Linked DNA regions of Homo sapiens: region 2 is linked to region 1. A link is an interaction called in ENCODE POLR2A ChIA-PET data of the cell type or tissue named here. Cell type or tissue: Caco-2. All regions are shown on one strand. Links, peaks and the distances in the headings refer to the core of each region. The heading gives the core; the rest is flanking DNA. Region 1 has its middle 42 kb from the start of EMP2. Region 2 overlaps EMP2 (epithelial membrane protein 2).

Region 1 (5,372 bases), core at 204-5,203:
GAGCGTGTGAGTGAGTGGCAGAGGCACCCACAGGGGGAGCTGAAGAACTCGGATTTAAATCCAGGCAGAGGGGCTTCAGACTAAGAGTGGGTGCTTTAAACTCAAGCGCTGACCCATAAAAAGGGTGAAAAGCTGTCATCTGTGCTGGGACAGACATAGGGTGACAGGATGCAAAAGCACAGAGCACCCTTAAGAGGTGACAGGGGCCTGAGTCGGGACTAAGGTGAGCCAAGGGAGGCGTAAAATGTGATGAGGTCCATGGGTTTGTGCCAATGCAGACCCTATAGTTGAAGGGCCATGAGAGCAGGTCCTCCTTATGTGTATATAGATTGATTTATTACATAAATTTTCAAGATATTTTCCAAATTTTTAATCACTAAGTTTTCTTGTATCTAATGGAAATTTCCATGCAGAAATTTCCTTAGAAAGGTTCAAGAATAAGGTTGGAGGAAGGAAGAGAATGGGCTGCACCAGCCATAACTGACCCTTTCTCTTTCTTAAAAAATCAAGGTGAAGGCCGGGCGCGGTGGCTCACGCCTGGAATCCCAGCACTTTGGGAGGCCGAGGCAGGCAGATCACGAGGCCAAGAAGTTCGAGACCAGTCTGACTAACATGGTGAAACCCCGTCTCTACCAAAAATACAAAAATTAGCTGGGCATGGTGGCGGGCGCCTGTAATCAGGAGGCTGAGGCAGGGGAATCGCTTGAACCTGGGAGGCGGAGGTTGCAGTGAGCTGAGATCGCACCACTGCACTCCAGCCTGGGCGACAGAGAGAGACTCTGTCTCAACAAAAAACAAACAAACAAACAAAAAAATCAAGATGAAATAGAAACTATTTTAAAGCATTCAGGAGTATTCACAGTGAATTCACAATGTTCATCAGCTCTATCTAGTTCTAAAACATTTTCATTGCCAACCGGAGACCATGTACCCTTGGGCAGTTGCTCCCCAGTGCCTTCCCCCAGATAATCAAGAGTGAAGTGAGGCCAGGCATCATGGCTCACACCTGTAATCCCAGCACTTCGGGAGGCTCTTTAGGAGGATCGCTTGAGGCCAGGAGTTGCAGACCAGCTTAGGCAACACAGTGAGACCGTGTCTCTACAAGAAATAAACAAAATTAGTTGGATAGGGTGGTGTGTGCCTGTAGCCCTGTAGTCCCAGCTACTCTGGAGGCTGAGAGCAGGGAATTGCTTGAATCCAGGAGTTGGAGGCTGCAGTGAGCCATGATCACACCACTGCACTCTAGCCTGGGTGACACAGTGAGACCCTGTCTGGGAAAAAAAAAAAAAAAAAAAAAAAGGCCAGGCTCAGTGGCTCACACCTGTAATCCCAGCACTTTGGGAGTCCGAGGCAGGTGGATCACTTGATCTCAGGAGTTCAAAGACCAGCCTAGGCAACATGGTGAAACCCTGTCTCTACAAAGAATACAAAAATTAGCCGGGTGTGGTAGCATGGGCCTGTAGTCCCAGATACTTGGGAGGCTGAGGCATGAGAATGGCTTGAACCTGGGAGGCAGAGGTTGCAGTGAGCTGAGATCACGCCACTACACTCCAGCCTGGGGGACACAGTAAAACCCTGTCTCAAAAAATAAAAATAAAGTAAGAAAAGAAAAAAAAAAAAAACTTGAAGTGACCCAAAGTGAAGACTTCTTAGATTTTGCACTCCCAGTGTCCTGCCTGCCTTGCCTCGCCCTGGTCCTCCCTGATCTGCCGTTCAGTTCGTGGATAAGGACAGCCTCTTATCTGCTCTCAGCTCCTAAAGGCAGCCCCTTATCAGGAGAGGAGGCCCACACCCCTGGGGAAGGCAGGTCTCTCTCATTCACACCCTCAGCTGATGGGTCTCCCTTATCTTCCGAGACCACCAACAACCCAGGGCCCAGCAGGGGCGGCTGCAGACACCCACTCCCAGCACACACACACACACACTGCCAGGTGCTGACCTACCAGGCATGGGGCCTGGGCCAGCAGCCCCTCGGATATCCCCAACTCAGGCTGTCCAGGGTTCTGCGGCCCATGGGTGCCCACACCCGTGCCTGCCCCCGGAGGAGCGCCAGGAATCCCAAGCAGCCTTGCTGGGTGGGGGTGGGGAGGGAGGGGCCAGCTGTCTCGGAGACACAGAGAATTCCACCGGGGAGCTAGTCTGGGGTCACATGGGATGGGAGAAGGTGCGGCAAGAGGCTTATAGCCCAGCCCCCTGTGCCATATGGAGACCAAGAATGTTCTGCATGTGGAATAAGACTCCATATCGCCCCTTAGGAATTTTAATTGTGTGCTTTAAACCTGTCTCCCATTCCTGCTCCGCCCCCCACCCCTCACCCTGGGAGCAGGGACACTTGTTTAGAGTGCCTTGGGAATCACAGGAGCCAACAGCCAGGACTTTGTGTGACAGTGACGCACTGACATTTCTGGACCAGGCAAAAAATGCAGCCGCCTCCCTCCCAGGCAGTGCCTTGTCACTGACACTGGCTGGGAGTAGAGAAGCGGGGGCAGAAGCACCAGTGGGGGGCCACCTGGGTGGTGGGTGCATAAGCGCTGAAGGCCAGGGCCAACCCATCCTAGCTGTGTAACTGTGGGCAAGGGACCTAGACTCGCTGTGCCTCAGTTTCCTTATCTGTAAAGCGGGGTTGAGCACGGGGATTAGATAGAGCACTTGGCGTCTATCTCCCAAGCATTCAAGCTGTTAGCACCAGTTGTTGTTGTTGTTTTGTTTGTTGTTGTTTTAGAAATAGGGTCTTGCTCAGTCTTCCAGGCTGGAGTGCAGTGGCACCAACCTGGCTCATTGCAGCCTTGAACTCCTGGACTCAAGTGATTCTCCTGCCTCAGCCTCCCAACTAACTGGGACCACAGGTGCACACCACCGTGCCCAGTGAATTTTTTTTGTAGAGATGGGGTCTTGCTATGTTGTCCAGGCTGGTCTCGAAGTCCTGGCCTCAAGCAATCCTCCCACCTTGGCCTACAATTGTTATTGTTATCATTACTCTCTTCTCCAGAGAATGGAGACACGTTTAATCAAATCAGCCCCTCTGAGAGCAAGACTGTGGGGTCCTCTGCTCTTTTAGATGCCCCTGTGGGGCTTGGCCTTTGCCTGACCCTTTTTGGTCTGTGGGTCCACCCTAAACAATAGTTTTTTCTTTATTTGGGAAGCTGTGGTCAGTAGTAGTTCAGACCCTGGATTCTCATAAGTGGACTTAAATCCTGTATCAGTCATTTATTATTTGCAAATCCTCACTTAGGGGGACCATTATATAGATAAGGAGACTGTGTGGCTATGGGTAAGTTTCTTAACCTCTCTGTGCCTTAATTTCCATTTCCATGTTTCAGGGCTCAGTGATAATTAAAATGAGATGGTACTTTTAAAATTGCCTGGCACAGAGCAAATCCTCAATAAATATGAGCTGTTATTCTTAATATATTACTGAATACCCCTTAGATATGGGAGGTATTAGTCCTATCATCCAAACTTAGTCCTCACAGTCACCCATGAATGGGAGAAATGAATATTGGCCCCCTCTGACAGATAGGGAAACTGAGATCAGTGACTCAGTGACTTTCCCAGGGCAACACAGCTAGTGAGGAGTGGAGTCAAATTAGATCTAGTTGTTAAGTTCTGCTCATGCCAGGATCAGTGGCTAGCACCTGACATCCCAGTGCTTTGGGAGACTGAGGCGGGAGGATCTCTTGAGGCCAGGAGTTCAAGAGGAGCTTACGCAACATGGCAAAACCCTGTCTCAAGAACAAAGAAAGGAAGGAAGGAAGGAAGGAAAGAAGGAAGGGAGGGAGGGAGGGTTCTGCTCTTGACCATGGTGTCATCCCACCACCTCTTTTAAATAATGACAGAAGAGGAGAGATTAAGACAGAAGGAGGCCACCTAATCTCTCTCCACATGAGATTAGGTGGCCTCCTTCTTTATATTTTCAGGATTTGTCAAAGAAAATCTATAACAACAGAAGGCCAGTATCAATTCAATAATGTATTGGTTGAACCCAATGGCATCCACGAACATTTCAATAATAGCTTAAAACGTGTTGGAGATCTATTATTTTTTTCTACCCATATTTTGGTGCTCAGATGGGCTCAAGCATTCTGTCCCAATAATGCTGAGGTTTTCCTAGACATCCTCACGGTGGGGGAACCATTATATACAGACAAGGTGACTGAGGCTCACTGAAGTGCAGGGACCTTCCCAACTCAAGTGCCTGACTTCAAACTTGATTTTTCCTGAAAGATCACTGGCCCCCGTCTGCCCAAATGTAGCTGCATCTGGTGGTGTATAGGCCCTGTGACTCCTCGTAGCACCTGTAAGCGCCTGGGGGGGTCACAGTCCAAGTTGACTCATCTGCATTCCCCACTGTACCTGTTGCCCACGTTGCCCAGGAGACATAATAGGTGCTTACCTCAGATGGTAACAGAAGAGAAGGCGAGCAGTGGCCAATTTCAGGAAAGATTAGGAAGGTAGTATGCACCTGACTTGCTGATGAATTAAATGTGGGGTGTGGGAGAAAGAGAGGAATCAAGGATGAGTTCAAGGTTGAGGATCGGCTGGTGGGGCATTTACTGAGGGAGGAACAGAGCGTGGCCTGGAGCTGGGCGAGTAAAGCTAGAAATGTCGTCAGGAGCTGAGTTCAGGAGCCTGGATTTAGAAGCCAGAAGTTTGGGAGTCAGTGGGGGGATGAATGGGATTAAAAGGAGGGGAAGGCACGCTGGGCTCATGCCTGTAATCCCAGCACTTTAGGAGGCCGGGGTGGGCAGATCGCCTGAGATCAGGAGTTCGAGACCAGCCTGGCCAACATGGTGAAACCCTGTCTCTGCTAAAAAATACAAAAAATTAGCTTGGCACAGTGGTGTGCGCCTGCAGTTCCAGCTACTCGGGAGGCTGAGGCAGGAGAATCGCTTGAACCCAGGGAGGCAAAGGTTGCAGTGAGCCGAGATTATGCCATTGCACTCCAGCCTGGGTGACAAGAATGAAACTCCATCTCAAAAAAGAAGAAAAAAAAAAAAAAAAGAGGGGAAGGAGTGAAATCCCCTACAGAAGAGGTATATTAAGAAACAGAGGCCTGGCTGGGTGCAGTGGCTCATGGCTGTAATCTAGCATTTTGGGAGGCCGAGGCAAGCGGATCTTGAGGTCAAGAGATCGAGACCATCCTGGCTAACACAGTGAAACCCTGTCTCTACTAAAAATACAAAAAGTTAGTCAGGCGTGGTGGCGGGCACCTGTAGTCCCAGCTACTTGGGAGGCTGAGGCAGGAGAAATGCTTGAACCTAGGAGGCGGAGGTTGCAGTGAGCCAAGATCGCACCATTGCACTGCAGCCTGGCTGGAGTGCAACAATTCTATGTCATTTAGTGGACTCACAATGTTGTGCAACCAACTCTCT
Region 2 (5,372 bases), core at 169-5,168, 54 kb before region 1:
TTTTGGATCCCTGGGAATGGAAAATCAGCATCATTTGCCATAAATAGAAATTAATTGTGAAAACAAATACCCCCTGCCCCTAAAGTTCACAAATTCTGGTTCAAGGCTGTTGCCTGCCATAGGAACTAAGCTGCAGACCTGCTCTAAGTTAAAGAGGGGAAACTAGAGTTAAAGAGGCACTAAACACCTTAGCCTCAGCTAAGACTCCCCCCTTGATGAAATCAGAAGAACTGAAAGAGAACTGAAAAGGGAATCGCTTTCCCACCAGTGATTTAATGTCATGTGATGACAGAGCTATCTAAAATCACCCCAGCATCATGAATCCCACTGTGCAGAAAACAGCATTAAACAGGGATCTCTCTTCCACTGATTCCAGTTCTGTCTTCAGTGGTCTCCAACCACGAAGTCAGTTCTCCACTTCTCTGAATGCCCCAAGAGGTGGGGCGTGTGTGTCACCATTTTCACAGGTGACTACCTGTCCATCAGTGTGTTCGCTGAGTACACAGAGCATGCGAGGCTCTTTGCAGGCACTGTGGGAGGACAGAAAGACATGGACCACAAGGTGGCGGCCCTCACAGAGAGCTAAAAAAAAACTGTCAGGTTGGTTTCATGCCTCAAACCAGTGCCCCTTCTTTGTCCCCAACAAACCAAGCTCACCTCCCACCCCTCAGAGTAGTGGACCTTTGCATGTGCGTATCCCTCTTTCTGGAATGTTCTTAGATCTTGGTGTAATTGACTTCTTCTCTTCATTCAGCCCCAACTCCTAAGTCAGCAGAGAAGCCTCCCCAACTTTTCTAGTCTACGTGATCTGCCTGCCTTCAGCTCTTGAAGCACTAAACATTATCTGCCATTTTCTTATGTATCGCTGTGCACTTCTTTTTTCTGTCTTGCTGTCTGGAATGGAAGCTCCCAGCGGGCAGGGATTTATGTCGGTCTCATCACTGCTCTGTCCCCGTGCCCAGCACAGTGCCTGGTCCACAGCAGATATTAAGTCATTATCAGTGGAGTGAGGGATGCTGTTTTCAAGAGTGTTTTCCTCCCCACTCCAGGTCTCGCCAAGAAGCCTCAAGCCTTGAGATGACAATATAGCATTCTCTTCCCCTTGGCAGCCCCATGGCCTCCAGCTCTCTGACTCCTCTGAGGGCAGGGAGCATGAATAATTCCATGGCTCATGATCTGCTTGCAAACTGTGGTAAAAACACAATGAGGATGCTTGGGGCAGGGGGAGCAGGGGCTTAGACCAGGCTCTGGAACACACCAAGGTGGGTGAGCCAGGCATTCGTTCCACAGCCCAGGGAGGGCCAGGAAGCTCAAGGTAAGGCCAGGTGTGGAGGGTCAAGTCCAAGGTGGGGCTTTAGCAGGATGGGACACTGGTTCTCTAGGAGCCCTAAGACCCCCTGAGGAAAAGGCAAAGTGGAGAGACTCGGGTTTCCCCAAAGAGGACTGCCAGGGCCGTAACACCCTCATACAGCAAACCAAAGCTCTCCTTGATTCACATCCTCCCAGGGTTGTACATGGACTCCCGCTGTGAGCAGCATGAAATACCACTAAAGCAAGGGGGAAATGGAAGAATTGAGGCATTGGAGATAGTCTCCACCAGAATATTGTCTGCTTGGGTTCACTGCAATCCCCATTTTATAGATGAGAAAACGGAGGGGTAGCGAGGTTAGGTAGCTTGTCAAAGGTCACACCCCCAGTAAGTGGCAGAGCTGGGAGTGGAACACTCATACCCTTCACCACCGTCTTGCCTCAGGAAGCCCAGAGCTATAGAATAAAGGAAGACAGACACAGAAAACACAGCAAAGGCTTAGCCATGATCAATTTACAGCAATACCAGGGCTGCAGAAAAATCAGGCTGCAGGAAGTAGAAGGGCACACCATTGGGGCTTTACTCTAAACCAATTAAATCAGAACCTCTGGGGACAGCCCCCACCAATAGGTGCTAAAAGATGCCCAGTGATTCCAATAAACAGCAAGGTTTGCAAACCACTTCCCTTGGTCCTTAAATGAAAACATTCAAAGCACCAGCTGCCTCACGTTCCTGGTGAATTGAGGTCAAGTATAGCATATACACCAATATATGTATTTTATATATGTATATATTTATGTATTATTATATATTTACATGTGTATTCACAGGTGCCTCTCAGATTGCTTGGTTCCAGAGAGAGAACTAAATGCTTTTTTCACGATGCCTCCTGGGAAAAAGAACAGACTTATTTTCCCAACACCAAGACCCTGCTGCTAGAGTGGCAAATCCTGTCCCACTAACACACCAGTGATTGAAGAAAAGTCGTTGGTACATCTTTATCTTTTGTTTCCTCCAACTGGCCCTGCCAGGGTGTCACAGGGTAACCTGGGGCAAGTGGCACCTGCTCACTGGGCCCACAGTTCCTCCGACAGAGACCAAGAGGACGGTCGGATTAAAGCTGCATTCCCTGAGCATCACTGCCTTAGGTCCAGTTACCTAGAAGCAAAGGGAGGGGTGTGGATTCTTGTGCTAGGATTTTCTTTTTTTTTTTTTTTTTTTTTTTGAGATGGAATTTCACTCGTGTCACCCAAGCTGGAGTACAGTGGCGCAATGTCGGCTCACTGCAACCTCTGCCTCCCGGGTTCAAGCAATTCTTCTGCCTCAGCCTCCTGAGTAGCTGGGATTACATGCGCCTGCCACCACGCCAGGCTAATTTTTTGTATTTTTAGTAGAGATGGGGTTTCGCCATGTTGGCCAGGCTGGTCTAGAACTCCTGACCTCAGGTGATCCACCCACCTTGGCCTCCCAAAGGGTTGGGATTACAGGCGTGAGCCACCGCGCCCAGCTGTGCTAGGAATTTTCTAAGGTATACTCTTGGGTGAAACCAAGAAGAAATTCATTCGAAGCCTGCACTCATGACAGCTGGAGGTGATGAGTACATGATCCAGCAAATGGGACCTGGGTAGGCCCTCAGTGTCAATCACACCACTGTGATCATTTCTGTGGGTGCACCACCTGTTCTACTCACTATTCAACAGTTTTCCTTAAAACACATTAAGCTTAAATTGATTCATTTTTAAAATATTTATTCTGTTTTGTTTTTTGTTTTTAAAACAGGGTCTCGCTCTGCTGCCCAGGCTGGAATGCAGTGGCATGATCACAGCTTGCTGCAGCCTTGACCTCCTGGGCTCAGGTGATCCTTTTGCCTCAGCCTCCTACAGGTGCATGCCACCATACCTGGGTAATTTTTTTATTTTTTGTACAGATGGGGGTCTCCCTATGTTCCTTGAACTAGTCTTGAACTCCTGGGCTCAAGTGATCCTCTCACCTCAACCTCCCAAAGTGCTGAGTTTACAGGCATGAGCCACCACACCCAGCCCGATTCATTTTTAAACATGCATTACGCTGTAAATGGAAAATCAGCATCACTTGCCAAGGGACATTTAAGTAATACACTGAAATGAACACGAGCATAATACAGTCTTTAACATCGCCTGTATGCTACAGGAGTCATTTCCAAATGCCTGCGTGCATGCAGACCCCACTCTGGGTGTGTCGATGATTAAGCCTCTCTCAGGCTCTGGTCTGGGAAGAATGTGACCCCATGTCACACTGGTATAAACGGATGCTGATCATGCCACTCGGGCCTGATGTGGCTCCAGACAGAGCCAACTGCAGGAGGGAGAGGGAGCAGCCGCCCTGACCCTAGTGACTTCTCAGGGCTTCCAAACCCCCTGCCCTTGCAGCCTCCCCTTCAATGCTCACCCAAGCCTCCCTTCTCCCACTCCTCCCCTGGGTCTGCTGAGACACTGGGGATACATCGCGATGGTTACCGGGGTGCCCTGGTGAACTATCAGATAGGAAGCGATGGTCCCTGTGCCTGCCAGCTCTTGCTGGGCTTAAACAAATACCATCAGAACTAATGGCAGAGGAGAAAACCTGACTTAACTTAGGGCTAGAAAGTGTCCCTGAAAAAATGGTGGCTTTTTTTTTTTTTTTTTTAAAGACAGAGTCTCACTCTGTCACCCAGGCTGGAGTGCAGTGGTGCAATCACAGCTCACTGTAGCCTTGAATTCCTAGCCTCAAGCAATCCTCCCACCTTAGCCTCTGGAGTACCTAGGACGACAGGTGCACACCACCACACCCAGCTAATGTTTATTTTATTTTATTTTTTGAGACAGAGTCTTGCCCCGTCACCCAGAGCTTGAATGCAGTGGCGTGATCTCAACTCACCGTCACGTCTGCCTCTTGAATTCAAGCAATTCTCCTGCCTCAGCCTCCCAAGTAGCTGGGACTACAGGCATGTGCCACCACACCTGGCTAATTTTTGTATTTTTAGTAGAAACAGGGTTTCTTTACATTGGCCAGGCTGGTCTCGAACTCCTAACTTCAAGTGATCCACCCACCTCGGCCTCCCAAAGTGCTGGGATTACAGGCATGAGCTACCACATCTGGCTGGCTAATTTTTATTTTATTTTTTTGTAGAGATGGGGTCTCACTATGTTGCCCAGGCTGGTCTCAAACTCCTGGCCTGAAGCGATCCTCCTGCCTCGGCCTTCCAAAGTGCTGGGATTATAGGCATGAGCCACCATGCCTGGCCTGGTATGAGTCTTAAAGGTCTTAAAGGATAAAGAATTAGCTGGACAGAAAGAGGAAGGCAATGTGGAAGAAGAAGAAGGGCGAGGGAAAGAGCAGGTAGAAGCAGTGGTGAGAGAGGATTAAGAGTTGCAGGAACTGGCAGGGGCCGGTGGCTCATGCCTGTAATCCCAGCACTTTGGGAGGCTGAGGCGGGTGGATCATGAGGTCAAGAGATAGAAACCAGCCTGGCCAACACGGTGAAACCCTGCCTCTACTAAAAATACAAAAATTAGCTGGGCGTGGTGGTGTGCACCTGTAGTCCCAGCTACTTTGGAGGCTTAGGCAGGAGAATCGCTTGAACCAGGGAGTCGGCGGCTGCAGTGAGCTGAGATCGCGCCACTGCACTCCAGCCTGGTGACAGAGCAAGACTCCGTCTCAAAAAAAAAAAAAAAAAAAAAAAAAAAAGAGTTGCAGGAACTAAGAAAAAAGAGTGGGCTAGAGGAGAAAGCAACAGGGGAGAGTGATGAGTCCAGAGAAGGGGTTAGACCAGTACGTCTCACCACCAACCACACTGGGGGCACCTTAAACCCCTGTGCCCTGGCCCCTGCCTCCAGAGATTCTGATATCATTACTTTCAGGTGGGGACAGGAAATCAGCATTCTATCCAGATTCCCCAGGAGATTCGGAAGGTCAGTCAGCCAAGGACCTCTGAGTCAGATCATGTAAGGCCTGGTTTTTGCTTAGGAGCAGTTGAAACTACTGAAGAATTTTAAGTGGGGCAGGGGAAGAGTGACTTGGTCAGCTTTGTGTCTCTATCAGATCC

The links. Peaks named below come from ENCODE experiments on the same cell type or tissue, not always from the same donor. Only the 100,000 strongest peaks of a DNase experiment are listed, where the experiment ranks them.
Region 2: POLR2A ChIA-PET joins it to region 1 with 6 read pairs; 4 of 35 experiments call an interaction of 5 or more read pairs at or near these places.

Annotation. Positions count from the first base shown.
Region 1 is chr16:10,620,379-10,625,750 of GRCh38, forward strand. No RefSeq gene overlaps it. Among named protein-coding and RNA genes, the nearest start is that of EMP2, 42 kb to the left of the region's middle. RefSeq lists an enhancer at 870-1,571. In Caco-2, for the core only: no CTCF peak of the experiment used is centred there; DNase peaks (open chromatin) are centred at 1,373, 1,773, 2,223 and 4,343; H3K4me3 peaks cover 368 bases.
Region 2 is chr16:10,566,270-10,571,641 of GRCh38, forward strand. All of the region lies in intron 1 of EMP2 (epithelial membrane protein 2), which reads right to left. Among named protein-coding and RNA genes, the nearest start is that of EMP2, 12 kb to the right of the region's middle. In Caco-2, for the core only: CTCF peaks have their summits at 656 and 855; no DNase peak of the experiment used is centred there.